Linked DNA regions of Homo sapiens: region 2 is linked to region 1. A link is a contact called in ENCODE Hi-C or POLR2A ChIA-PET data. All regions are on one chromosome and are shown on one strand. Each heading gives the region's core, a stretch centred on a gene start or an enhancer-like site at or near the end of the contact. The rest is flanking DNA. Distances are from core to core; before and after follow the strand shown. Region 1 holds the start of POLR1B (RNA polymerase I subunit B). Region 2 has its middle 29 kb from the start of NT5DC4.

Region 1 (4,200 bases), core at 781-3,280:
AAAAAAAAAAAAAAAGAGAAAGAAATTGACAAGCTAAGCTGACGCTAAAATCCATATTGAAATACAAAGGATCAAATAAATCTGGAGAAAGAAGAACAAAGTTGGAGGATGTGCACTTCCTGATTTCAAAATTTATTACAAAGCTGTATTAATCAAATCTGTGTAGTTTGTAGACAGATATACAGATAAATGTAGATAGACATACAGATCAAGAGAATAGAACTGAGAGTCAAAAATAAACCCTTGCATCTATAGTGAACTGATTTTCGACAAGGAGGCCAAGACAATTTGATGAGGGAAAGAATAGTCTTTTTAACAAATGGTGTTAGGACAACTGGATATCCACATGCAAAGGAATAAAGTGATATGCCTTTCTCACACCATATACAAAAATTAGCTCAGAATGAGTCAAAGACTTAAATGTAAGAGTTGAAACTACAAAACTCTTAGTAGAAAATATAGGTGAAAATCCCCATGATTGAAAAATATCTAGTATTTGATAGCACAACAGGGTGACTGCAGTCAGCAATAATTTGTTGTACCTTCAAAAATAACTGAGGAAGTACAATTGGAATGTTCATGACAGAAATGATGAATGCTTGAGGTGATGGAAACCCCATCTACCCTCCTGTGATGATTACATCGTATGCCTATATGAAAACATCTCATATACCTCATAAATATGCTAATTATGTACCCATAAATTTTTTTTTAAATCCTCATGACCTTGGATTACACAATGATGTCTTAGATATGATATAAAAAGACAGGCAACAAAAGAAAAAAACTACACTTCAAAATTAAAACGTTTTGCTTCAAAGGACACCAGCAAGAAAGTAAAAACCCACAGAATGGGAGAAAAATATTTGCAAATCATGGATCTGACAAGGACTAGTATAGGCTATATAAAGAACTACAACTACTCAGTTGGCCGGGCGCGCGCGGTGGCTCATGCCTGTAATCCCAGCATTTAGGGAGGCAAGGCGAGAGGATCACTAGAGGCCGGAAGTTCAAGACCAGCCTGTGCAACAGACTCCCGGCTCGAATTTTTTATAAAAAGTGATATAGGAATGAAAAGTACCAGCTGAACTAGGAAAGGGGAAGTTGACAGTAAGGAGGGACTATCAGGGGCAGGAGGATACTGGGTAGTGGTGGTTTAATTCATTGTTTTAATTGTGGTGATGGCTGCATGGTTGTATACATAGGTCAAAACTTAACGCGTACACTTTAAATGTGTGGTTTATTGTATGCCAGTTATAACGCAATATAGCTGTTAAACACAAACACAATAAAGTTGAAAAACCAGCAGGCATTCCCTGATTAATCAGTATTCTGGGGAGGTAAGGGGCTCACAGGAACGCAAAAGAAATTCAGGCTGTAAATCCAGTTGGACGCCCCGCTGCCCCATCCCCTCCATCCGGGACCGCCCGACTCCTCTCCCACCTCCTTCCCCAGGCCTCCCCCAGGCCTCCAGTCCGGAAGATGCGACGAGGTTAGCGGGGCCCGACCACTCCTTGGCTTCCCAGGGGTGAGCCTCGCGAGTTAGGAGTTGGGTAGAGAGTCAGCCCGGGGCCCGGCATCCGCTTTTTCGTTGAAGCAACGACTTTGGCCGGATGACTCCCCAGGGTCGGCATCAGCGTGGGACTGGGAACAGGTGAAGGGAAACAGAAGAGAGCCTGAGAAGACCGCTCTCCTCCGATCCTAATTGACTGAGCCAATGAGAGCCAAAGAGGTCACATGCTCAACTGGGCGGGGAGCGGGTTTCCACCTGCGGCATCTTTCGCGAGCGGGGAGATGAGTGGGGCGGAATATGGGAGAAAGGGAGGGCCCGCCACGCTCTGGCTGGACACGGCCTTAATCGGCCCGTTCACTCGACGTTTTTGGTTCTACGTTGACCCCGAGAAACCGAAACCGCAGGGCCTAGGGCGGGTGGAACGAGAGGGAACTACATTTCCCAGCAGGCTGCGGAAACGGGACTGCGGCCACTACTTCCGGCGTGTACCGAGAGACTGGCGTCCGGCGTGTACCGAGAGACTGGCGTCCGGTGTGCAGGTGGCCACATGGATCCTGGCAGCCGGTGGCGGAACCTGCCCAGCGGGCCTAGCCTAAAGCACTTGACTGACCCCTCTTATGGAATCCCGCGGGAACAGCAAAAGGCAGCGTTGCAGGAGCTGACGCGGGCGCACGTGGAGTCCTTCAACTACGCTGTGCACGAGGGTCTCGGCCTCGCGGTGCAGGTGAGCGCGGCGTCCGCCGGCGCCCTTGCCGCGGCGAGGCCAATCCCAGGGAGGTGGCTGGGAGGTCACAGTATGACCCCAGATGCATGTGCTCCTTGATCCTGACAGGCTTGGTGGGTAAGCGGGAGAGCACAACATGTTAAACAGGACGCGGTACTGGCCTTCGTGAGACTTGGAGTCGAGGCGTCTTAAGAGATGTATTCGTGATTCTGGAGTGAAAAGTGATTGTGAACCGTAGTTTGGACAGTTTCGGGGTGCTGTGAGAGTGAGGAAGTGGCTTATCTGGGGATGTGCTTCACAATGCACACGGCTTTATATCACTTGAAGACTTACCTCTCCAAAACGTACCTCGAAAGATCCCGAACGTATTTGTAGGTACAGTGTAATGTTCAAGGTTATCCTTCAGTTTCCTTCTCTTAGAGCTTTAAAGAGAGAAACTACTCGTCATTTGTTATGAATTAAGCAGGTGCCGAGGAAGGTATAAATGAGTCATGAAAGCAAGATTGAATCGAAAAGTGTAATTGCATTATTAGCGTAGAGTAATGGTAGCAGAATTCAAGTGAGTATGGTGGGGGAAAGCTTCGTTTAGTAAGCATCCCCAGTGTCTCCAGGCACTAGGCTCAGAGGATGTGGAGGAGGCAGTCCCGTGTACGAGACAGTTCATGCATTTAAGTGCTCCCTGTCGTGTTTGGGGGTTGAAGGGGTGAAGATAATGAAAGCAGTGCATGCCAATGTTCTTGAGAACTGCTCTGCCAAGGGATTGTGTGGGCTACTGCGGGAGCCTATGGGCGGCGCAACTAATCCAGGAGTTTGAGAAAGGGCAGGATTAGATGAGTTCAAGAAGTGAGAAACGTGCATTTCGTCCAGGGGAAGAGTAGAGCAGAGTCACATGCTTCGGGGACCCTACCTGTGGTTTTGTTGGGTAAGATTTGTGTTGTGGGAGATAGGGATACAGATAATGTGGAGAGCTTTGATTGCCAGTCTGATTCTTGAACTCTATTCGGCAAATAATATGGGAGCCATTAAGATTTATTGTTTAGAAAGACTAGAGGGGTGGGGGTTATTTGTATTGTGCCTGGATTGTTACAGTATCATGTCTGTGAGAAAAAATTCCTAATTAAAAGTTAATCGGGCTGGGTGCAGTGGCTCACACCTGTAATCCAGGACTTTGGGAGGCCAAGGCAGAAGGATGACTTGAGCCCAGGATTTCAAGACCAGCTTGGATAACATAGTGAAACCCCATCTCCACAAAAATTTAAAAATTAGTGGGGCATGGTGGTGCGCACCCAAGTAGCTGGTCCCAGCTACTCGGGAGGCTGAGGTGGGAGGATAAGTTGAACCCAGGAATTTGAGGCTGCAATGAGCTATGATTGTGCCGCTGCACTCCATCCTCGGTAACAGAGTGAGACCTGTCTTTAAAAAAAAAAAATCCAATTGAGAAATTTTAGAAAAGCACTAATTTAAAAATAAGCCAGTCGGCTGGGTGTGGTGGCTCTTGACTGTAATCCCTGCACTTTGGGAGGTCAAGGCGGGTGGATCACTTGAGGTCAGGAGTTCCAGACCAGCCTGGCCAACCTGGTGAAACCCCATCTCTACTAAAAAATACAAAAATTAGCCGGGCATGGTGGCACATGTCTGTAATCCCAGCTACTCAGGAGGCTGAGGCACGAGAATCGCTTGAACCTGGGAGGCGGAGGTTGCAGTGAGCCAAGATTGCACCACTGCATTCCAGCCTGGGTGACAGAGTGAGACTCTCCCAAAAAAATAAATACATAAATAAATAAACCAATTATATGTTAACATTTTTAAGAAAAATATTTTCCAAAGCAAAAAAGAAGTTAGATGAATTGCATTATTAAAAATCTTTTTAATGTCTGGCTTAATGAAAAGACAGCTGGATTCTCATGTCTGCTTGTGCATTCAGTCCCTTGTGATAATTGTTTTGGTTGAAGTAGATGAAGAA
Region 2 (4,200 bases), core at 1,001-3,500, 150 kb after region 1:
AAACCGGGTGTCCATGCTCTTGCCTTAGCACAGTGACTGTGGAAAAGAAATACAAATCTGACCTCATGTTTGAACTAGTCTAGTTCTTTACTTAAGATCCCCGGAGGCCGGGCACAGTGGCTCATGCCTGTAATCCCAGCACTTTGGGAGGCCGAGGCGGGTGGATCGCGAGGTCAGGAGATCGAGACCATCCTGGCTAACACAGTGAAACCCCGTCTCTACTAAAAAATACAAAAAATTAGCTGGGCATGGTGGCGGGCGCCTGTAGTCCCGGCTACTCGGGAGGCTGAGGCAGGAGAATGGCGTGAGCCCAGGAGGTGGAGCTTGCAGTGAGCCGAGATTGCGCCACTGCCCTCCAGCCTGGGCGACAGAGTGAGACTCCATCTCAAAAAAAAAAAAAAAAAAAAAGATCCACGGAGAGTGCTAAGGACAGAGGCGCACAACACACATATATGTGTCTCAGGATTTGCAGCTGTAAGCAACGGCAATCACTGTTTTCTGTTAGACAATACTGGTGCTCATAGAATCTCTGGATAACTCACAGCTAGGAGGCTCTGCAGACGAGACCAACCCCCAGAATCATGTGGCAGATTGGTCTGGTTAGAATATGACCACAGACATAGGCACTGGTGGCTGCAGCTTGCAACACCACGACACCCACTCTGGGTCCTGGTTGCTGGCTGCGTGGACCGCTCCAACTGCCACCCAGGAGACTGGAGGTATTGCCACCACTGCCACCTCATGGACTGAGTGGGTTTTACAGAGTGCCTCATGTGACTAATTTCTTTTTCTTTCTTTTTTTGAGACAGGGTCTCGGCTCACTGTAGCCTCAACCTCCCAGGCTCAGGCAATCCTCCCACCTCAGCCTCCCAAGTAGCTGGGACCACAGGCACGCACCACCACGCCCAGCTAATTTTTGTATTTTACTGTGGAGACGGTTTCTCACCATGTTGCCCAGGCTCATGTGACTAATTTCTGATTCAGACACAGGGTGAGTACATTTGATTGGTGGAGTCACGAGTCCCAACCCTCCCTGCAAGGAAAACTGAGGACATGAGTCTCTGGCATTTTCAGCTTCTGCTGTGAAGGGAATTCTGCCTTCTGAAGACGGGGTTCCTTTAACAGACAGAGGATCAGACGCTGGGTGGCTCGAAAGAATGAAAATTGCCTTCTACAATACCACCCTACAAAGCTTCCTAAAAAAACTGTTTTTTCTCTGACCCCCAAGTGTCTTCCTCTCTCTTTCTCTTAGGTCCCCTCTCTCCTTGACTCTCCATCCTACCGTCTGCTTTTTCTACTGCCTTGTGGAGTTCCCTGATTCCTTAGAGGGTGGTGGGGAAACTGAACACTTCGGCTTTATATGTGTGCTCATATACATATGAGCAGGCCTAAAATATGTGTGCAGTTTTTACACAAGGGATGTCGTAGTCTGCCCAATGTTTGGCACCTTACTTTGAACAGCACAGATAAGGGATCACTCCATTTTCATACAGAGTGCTGCCTTATTATGTTAGATGGCTGAACAGTGAATGAACCATGATTTCTTCTTTTTTTTTTTTTTTTCCTGGAAGCATGCTAGATGGCTCACCATGATTTATTTAGTACATCTTCCCCTGATGGCCATTAGGTTGTTGGGAGCCTTTAGTAACTGAAACAGTACTGCACCCTGGTGCATGTGTATTACTCGTCTGTGTTAAGTAGGGATGTTGCTTAGCCCAGCTGGAGGAGAATTCTAGTTTTTAACACTCCTGGGTGTGAAGTCACAGTGGGCTGGATGGGCCTCCCAGCGCCTGCTTCCAGAGAAGTCTCTATATGCCTCGTGGGTGGATGTAGAACCTGGGAGTGAGGCTTGGCAGGAAATCTGCAGTGAGAAATGTCACAACCCAAACAGTAACTCATACACAGAGCTTCGCATGTCTCATTCCACAAGGATCAGCAGCTGGACCATTACCTGGAGCTATAGACTTGATGAAAGCCCCAGAAATGGCTAAGGCAGAGGAAGTGCCTGGGAGTTGTTTGGCAATTTGACACAATATCTTTTAGATATTTTTAAAGCCACTGAGCAAATCAAATCCTCAAGTTTAGGGATGGATTCAAAGGCCAGTCCTTTCACTATCGGACTGGAATGATTTTTAGTCATCTTACCTCTCAGCATTTACTCCTTTTCCCAGATGCAGCAGCCCCACCTCCTTCCAGGGAGTCACCTGTCCAGGTCAGGTGCCTCCTCAGGGGAAGCATCCCTCACCCGCCAGATTGCCAGGGCGTGTGACTCTATCTGGGCCAACCACATCCTCTCTCCTGGACTTTGACTGCTGCGAGGAGTGAGGCTAGAACCAGAGAAACCTAGCTGATGCTGACTCATGCTGGAGGTTCCTGCGGAGTGAGCATCAGAGCTCATGAGCTCATCTCCCTAGAAACCAGCATGCCTGAACTTGACCTCTGGCTTCTGCAGCCAGGCGGCAACTGTAACAACAGCAACTCCCTCCCTACTCCTCAGGGCCCATATCTGCCCAGCTTCTCCTGCCTTGGTCCAGTGTGGTCTGTACTCCTCCTGTGCTGTCCTCCCAGCCCCTCCACCATTCTGGCTTCCTGTTAGGTAGAGACCCCCTTGACCCATCCCATACCTCCCTCACTTCCATGCCCACCTGGGAGCTGCAACCAGAGCCAGCTAAAGCTCTGCATCCCCCAACCCAAGTACACCTTCATTGTCCCTCCAAAGCCCTGTCTCACCTCAATGAGATGCCTCACTGAGATGCTGGAACCATTTCATCCTCAGTAATTGGGGTCAGTTTCTCCCCAGTCCTGTGACTTCTGCCTCTTGTCACCCTGAGGGCAGGCAGGAGAGCCCTGGTGTGGCAAAGCTGGTTGGGGAGCAAATGGGCACAGGAGAGAAGAGGGAAGGTGTGGGAGGATGAGTCACTGGCAGAGTGGGCAGGGGCGCTAAGGAAGGGAATGAGTGCATGGACCTGGGCTTGATGGTTCAGCTACTGAACACCAAGATGCTGCAATTTGAGAGTTCCAGAAAGTTCTCCCTACTTAGCACTAGCTATTTTACCAGCCTGGGTTAATATAGGATCTTTAGATCCCTTGAGAAGATGAAAATATTTAAATTGTGACCCCATTAAAATCCAGGCACTATCATTTGGATTTGTTCATAACTCAGACCCAGCAAAGACCAAGCAGTAAGAGGATGAGACACCGGCCTGCTGGCTCCAGAAGAAGAAAAACAAATCAGAAAATCTGAATTTGAGGCCCGGTTTCCAATTTACTACTGAGCCACCTTAAGCAAGGTGTTTGATTTTTCTAAACACCAATTCTCTCATCCACATCAGGTCTCTCCTGCTGTCTGGAGAATGGGTCAAAGTGGGCGAGGGAAGGAATGACCCGGAAGTGAGGCTGGAGGGGCAGGAAAGGAGTGGAGTGCCAGCATTCCTGCTCCGCCCTGCGCTTCCCAGGCACCCCTTACACACACCTCCCTGTCCCCAAAGCCCCCAGCCATGTCTTCATGGAAACGAGGCAGGAAAGCGGAGCAGGCGCAGAGGTGCCCGTTGCTGTACATCTGTAGTTGCTGCATAGAGTGAGAGCAAACCTGGCGCTAAAATTGGTAGCAGGTAAATAGATAAATGAGATGGTCCCAGGAGAGAACTGCTCATGCTCTGAAAGACTCATGTCACCAAAAAGGGCAGACAGAGTGTCCTATTTTTTTTTTTTTTTTTGAGATGGAATCTCCCTCTGTCACCCAGGGTGGGGGGCAATGGTGCGATCTCGGCTCACTGCAAGCTCCGTCTCCTGGGTTCAAGCAGTTCTCCTGCCTCAGCCTCCTGAGTAGCTGGGATTACAGGCAGGTGCCACCACACCGAGCTAATTTTTGTATTTTTAGTAGAGTCAGGGTTTCGCTATGTTCGTCAGGCTGGTCTCGAACTCCTGATCTCAAGTGATCCGCCACCTTGGCCTCCCTAGGTGCTGGGATCACAGGCATGAGCCACCGCGCGCTGCCCACGGTGTCCTACTTAACAAGGCATCTGGCCCAGCCATCATTGGAAATCCACCTGGCTTCAGGTCAGCCCCCATGCAGGGCCCTTTCTGAACTCTTTAGACCCTAGGCTGCTGCCAGTTGGGGTGGGATGGGTGCGGGAGGTGGGTGCTGGGTTTTGTACACCCAGAAGTTTTCAAATGAAACCGTGTTCTAGACATTGGAAT

The links. Hi-C counts contacts between places; a loop is a spot of excess contacts on that map. ChIA-PET counts read pairs that join two places held with the same protein, here RNA polymerase II (POLR2A). Pooled maps may share reads with other maps.
Region 2: a pooled map shows a loop between it and region 1 (7-fold over the local background). The contact joins the enhancer-like site here to the promoter of POLR1B in region 1. A Hi-C loop is called at or near these places in 8 of 50 pooled maps. POLR2A ChIA-PET finds 5 or more read pairs at or near these places in 3 of 52 experiments (PC-9, activated B cell and activated CD4-positive, alpha-beta T cell).

Annotation. Positions count from the first base shown.
Region 1 is chr2:112,540,435-112,544,634 of GRCh38, forward strand. It overlaps POLR1B (RNA polymerase I subunit B), which reads left to right and starts at 2,031. Exons shown (of 15, transcript NM_019014.6): 1 at 2,031-2,237. The coding sequence starts at 2,061. TTL (tubulin tyrosine ligase) reads left to right here. Exons shown (of 7, transcript NM_153712.5): 7 at 1-1,305. It overlaps LOC105373562 (a long non-coding RNA gene), which reads right to left and starts at 1,778. Exons shown (of 2, transcript NR_136321.1): 1 at 1,769-1,778; 2 at 1,222-1,644. RefSeq lists an enhancer at 1,914-2,063.
Region 2 is chr2:112,690,326-112,694,525 of GRCh38, forward strand. No RefSeq gene overlaps it. Among named protein-coding and RNA genes, the nearest start is that of NT5DC4, 29 kb to the right of the region's middle. RefSeq lists a silencer at 789-975 and enhancers at 1,708-2,907, 2,326-2,565, 4,025-4,200. Within about 2 kb of position 2,251, at least 16 of the 41 ENCODE cell types and tissues checked have a DNase peak (open chromatin) inside an H3K27ac peak, as active enhancers do; they include PC-9, where a contact is called at or near this core.